Linked DNA regions of Mus musculus: region 2 is linked to region 1. The links are chromatin loops, found by intact Hi-C in ENCODE. Cell type or tissue: heart. All regions are shown on one strand.

Region 1 (2,500 bases):
CTCGTGGAAGCATTTTCTGTTCCAGATACAGGTTATGAGTCTTGTATTGCTCTAGTCTCTGGGGTCTTTTTGCACTAGTTGTTTAGGCTGCTTGATTGACTCAGAACTTCACATTCCCATGGTGGCCTATGGCATCTGGTAGGTTGGGTTTCCCATGGTTTCCTATGTATTGGCTAGCACTGTTCAAGTGATTTGGACCATACTTGAAATGGAGGTCTGTCTTTAGCCCTCTCTGCTGAGCAGGACTAGTGCATGGGCTCAGCCACTCCCAAGAATCCTCACAGAAGTTAAGAGTAGTCCTAGATCTCAGCGGTTATGATAGGCTGGAGGTGTTGTGTGTGTGTGTGTGTGGGTGGTGGTGGTGGTGGTGGTGGTGGTGGTGGTGGTGGTGGTGGTGGTGGTGGTGAAGTGAGTTCATGGGCGCTGAGTTAACAAAGCATGTGCAGGTTTTTGTTTTGTTTTGTTTTGTTTTGTTTTAAGTAGCTATTTTGGGCTACAATGACAGGGCAACCTTATATTCCTCAGGCCACCCACAGCATGGCTACTATCCCACCTGTGTCTTTCAGGCACAGTGGCAGCCTCCCACTTGCTCTGATAGTGCTGCCCCCTTCGTCCCGCCCCGCCCTCCCCAGCCTCCCAGAGTGACAGCTAGCAGCCCTGGACAGGACTAGGCACCGCAGGACCTTCCCTGCAGCAGTTAAGGGGTAAAATGTGGCTTCACCCGGGCCCACGCGAAGTTTTCCAACAGCGGTGCAGGTGGGTCCTGCGCGAGCACGAGCTGGTGGTGCAGGTGTGTGTGTGTGTGTGTGTGTGTGTGTGTGTGTGTGTGTGTTCTCCCTACCCCTCATCCCAGTCCGCCGCACTGCACCTTATTGAAGCGCAACCCCACCCCTTAGCCCGCGTGTCCCTTTAATTCGTGCGCTCCTCAAGGTCCTCTCGTCCCTCCCTTCCCGCCGCCGTTGAGCCTCGATTTCCCTCCTCCCTTTCCCTTCGCCCTAACCCGCCTTTGCTCCGGCCCGCCCAGCCCAGGACTCAGCTGTCACTTTACTTTTGCGCGCGCACCTCACAGGTCCTCGAGCGGGCACGCGCCGGCGGGGGCGGGGCTAAATCGCGTCGCGGGCTCGCGGGCGCGACACCGCGAGGCCGACGTGGGGCTCGCGCTGTCGCGGGCTCTCAGGGCAGGCAGGGCGAGCGCGCGCTTGGGAGGGGGCGCGCGCGGACGGCGGGCGGCGGCGGCGGTGGCGGCGGCGGCGGCTCGCGGAGGCGGCGGTTTCACTCCCGGACTCGGCGTCGGAGCCGCGGCTGGAGCGCGGGCGACGCCGCGAGGTGAGTAGGTGAGGGCGGGCGGGCGTGGCCGCGGCCAGAGCCGCGGCGTGGGGCGCGCGGGGACCCCACGCGGCGAGGGCCAGCCCGGCGAGATCCCCGCCCCCGCCGCGGCCTCGGCTCGGGTGCGCGCCCGCGGCCCCGCAGGCCTCCCTGACCCTGCGCGTGTCCGCTGGGGCCCGCGCGCCCCTCCCCCGTCCCGCAGAGTGTGGCCGTCCTTCGCCCACGAGGACCTCTCCCCTCCCCTCCCGAGCCCACCGCAGCCAGGAACTAAGTCTCCGCAAAGTCCAGGATGGATGTCGCGGCGCAAAGTGCCCGGCTGTCCGGAGCTCTTCCCAAATTGCATAATTGCTACAGGAGGTGAGGGTGAGGGAGTACCCGCTGGGTGTGTGCGTGATGCCCCGGGGTGTGGGTTGTCACACTGGTCTTTTGTAATGCCCGATGCTTGGCACAGTTTGGCTCCGAAGCCAGTTTTCCTCTGGCTTCTCTGCAGCACCCACTGGCCTGATTGGAAACTGGATTACCCTTGTCCTCCCACCCCCACCCACCCCCTCTTCGCTACTAATGTTTTGATCCATTTGCCCTTTTCCAATTCTAATGAACATAAAGCCTGGCTTCTTGTGTCTCTTTTTCCACAACTAACCAGAAATGCCCCATCCATCTTCCCTAAAGGAAATTAAGGCCGCATTAGAGAGACATCATCACCCTGGGCTTGGTGGCAGCTCTTGGACTTATTTGCTGATTTGCAAGATTCTTATCCTCTAACCTTGTATTTTGTAATTTTGAGGGTCTACTTGAGTATTTCCATTTTAAAGTACAAAAGAATGTGCTAGGACTTACCTCTGATTACCTTACTGTTTTTAAGATTTTTTTAAAGCTCATCTTAGTTTTAAATCCTTGGATTTTGAAAAGCATGCTCTAGAAATGCAATCTTGGGAATCTAAATATTTGTCTTTCTTCAGGCAGTCAGGATGCTCCTGGGCGCTTGGCAGTCTTGTTTGTGGGTGATGGTGAAGATGGAGTGTTTTCATATGTCATACCTTGAGCTCTTTCCTCTAGGGCACAGCACTTCCCTCAATCAGGTGCTCCACTTTTATTTTCCAAATAAATATCTTTTCAGACACTTGGGAAGCTGGATAGCGCTACAGGTTTGGCGTATAATATAAAGTATTTTATG
Region 2 (2,500 bases), 210 kb after region 1:
AAAAAAAAAAAAAAAAAAAAAAAAAAAAAAAAAAAAAACCAATACAAGGACAGAAACCACATCCTAGAAAAAGCAAGAAAGTAATCCTTCAACAAACCTAAAAGAAGACAGCCACAAGAACAGAATGCCAACTCTAACAACAAAAATAATAGGAAGCAACAATTACTTTTCCTTAATATCTCTTAATATCAATGGACTCAATTCCCCAATAAAAAGACATAAACTAACAGACTGGCTACAGAAACAGGACCCAACATTTTGCTGCTTATAGGAAACCCATCTCAGGGAAAAAGACAGACACTACCTCAGAGTGAAAGGCTGGAAAACAATATTCCAAGCAAATGGTCTGAAGAAACAAGCTGGAGTAGCCAGCCATTCTAATATCTAATAAAATCGATTTCCAACTCAAAGTTATCAAAAAAGATAAGGAGGAGCACTTCATACTCATCAAAGGTAAAATCTCCCAAGAGGAACTCTCAATTCTGAATATCTATGCTCCAAATGAAAGGGCAGCCATATTCATTAAAGAGACTTTTGTAAAGCTCAGAGCACATATTTCACCTCACACAATAATAGTGGGAGACTTCAACACACCACTTTCATCAATGTACAGATCGTGGAAACAGAAACCAATCAGGTACACAGTGAAACTAACAGATGTTATGAAACAAATGGATTTAACAGATATCTACAGAACATTTTACCCTTAAACAAAAGAATATAACTTCTTAGCACCTCATGGTACCTTCTCCAAAATTGACCATATACTTGGTCACAAAGCAGGTCTCAACAGATAAAAAATGTTGAAGTTGTTCCATGAATTCTATCAGATCACCATGGACTAAGGCTGATCTTCAGTAACAACATAAATAATAGAAAGCCAACATTCATATGGAAACTAAAAAACACTCTTCTCAATGATACCTTGGTCAAGGAAGGAATAAAGAAATAAGAGTTTTTGGAGTTTAATGAAAATGAAGCCACAACATACCCAAACTTATGGGACACAATGAAAGCATTTCTAAGAAGAAAACTCATAGCTCTGAGTGCCTCCAAAAAGAAACTAGAGAGAGCACACACTAGCATCTTGACAACACACCTAAAAGCTCTAGGACAAAAGGAAACAAATTCACCCAAGAAGAGTAGACAGAAGGAAATAATCAAACTCAAGGGCTAAATCAACGAAGTGGAAACAGGAAGAACTATTCAAAGAATCAAGCAAACCAGGAGCTGGTTCTTTGAGAAAATCAACAAGATAGATAAACCCTTAGCCATACTCACTAGAGGGCACAGGACAGCATCCTAATTAACAAAATCAGAAATGAAAAGGGAGACATAACAACAGATCATGAAGAAATCCCAAACACCATCAGATCCTTCTACAAAAGGATATACTCAACAAAACTGGAAAACTTGGGTGAAATGGACAAATTTCTAGACAGATACCAGGGAACAAAGTTAAATAAGGATCAGGTTAATGATCTAAACAGACCTATATCCCCTAAAGAAATAAAAGCAGTCATTAATAATCTCCCAACCAAAAAAAAAACAAAAAAAAAAAGCCCAGGACCAGATGGGTTTAGTGGACAGTTCTCTCAGACCTTCAAAGAAGACCCAATTCCAACTCTTCTTAAACTATTCCACAAAATAGAAACAGAAAATACTCTACCCAATTCATTCTATGAAGCCACAATTACTCTGATACCTAAACCACAGAAAGACCCAACAAAGATAGAGAACTATGGACAAATTTTCCTTATGAATATCGATGCAAAAATACTCAATAAAATCCTCGCAATCTGAATCCAAGAACAAATCAAAACAATCATCCATCATGACCAAGTAGGCTTCATTCCAGTGATGCAGGGATGGTTTAATATACAGAAATCCATCAACGTAATCCATTATATAAAGAAACTCAAAGACAAAAAATACATGATCATCTTGTTAGATGCAGAGAAAGCATTCATGATAAAAGTCTTGGAAAGATCATTAATTCAAGGCCCATACCTAAACATGATAAAGGCAATCTAGAGCAAACCAGTAGCCAAAATAAAAGCAAATGGTGAGAAGCTTGAAGAAATCCCACTAAAATCAGAGACTAGACAAGGCTGTACACTTTCTCCCTACCTATTCAACATTGTACTTGAAGTTCTAGCCAGAGCAATTCGGCAACAAAAGGACATAAAGGGGATACAAATTGAAAGGAAGAACTCAAAATATCACTTTTTGCAGATATGATAGTATCTATAAGTGACCCTAAAAAATTACACCAGAGAACTCCTAAAGCTGATAAGCAGCTTCAGTGAAGTAGCTGGATATAAAATTAACTCAAACAAGTCAATGGCCTTTCTCTACACAAAGGATAAACAGGCTGAGAGAGAAATTAGGGAAACAACACCCTTCTCAGTAGTCACAAATAATATAAAATACTTTGGGGTGACTGTAACTAAGGAAGTGAAATATCTGTATGATAAGAACTTCAAGTCCCTGAAGAAAG

The links. Peaks named below come from ENCODE experiments on the same cell type or tissue, not always from the same donor. Only the 100,000 strongest peaks of a DNase experiment are listed, where the experiment ranks them.
Region 2: it touches region 1 in a loop (2.1-fold over the local background); 3 of 42 quality-filtered maps call a loop at or near these places.

What each region holds. Positions count from the first base shown.
Region 1 is chr14:18,892,411-18,894,910 of GRCm38, reverse strand. It overlaps Ube2e2 (ubiquitin-conjugating enzyme E2E 2), which reads left to right and starts at 1,140. Exons shown (of 6, transcript NM_144839.2): 1 at 1,140-1,326. In heart, no CTCF peak of the experiment used is centred here; a DNase peak (open chromatin) is centred at 1,110; H3K4me3 peaks cover 1,842 bases; H3K27ac peaks cover 1,529 bases.
Region 2 is chr14:18,683,571-18,686,070 of GRCm38, reverse strand. The region is part of intron 3 of Ube2e2 (ubiquitin-conjugating enzyme E2E 2); the gene reads left to right. Among named protein-coding and RNA genes, the nearest start is that of Gm22499, 130 kb to the left of the region's middle. In heart, no CTCF peak of the experiment used is centred here; no DNase peak of the experiment used is centred here.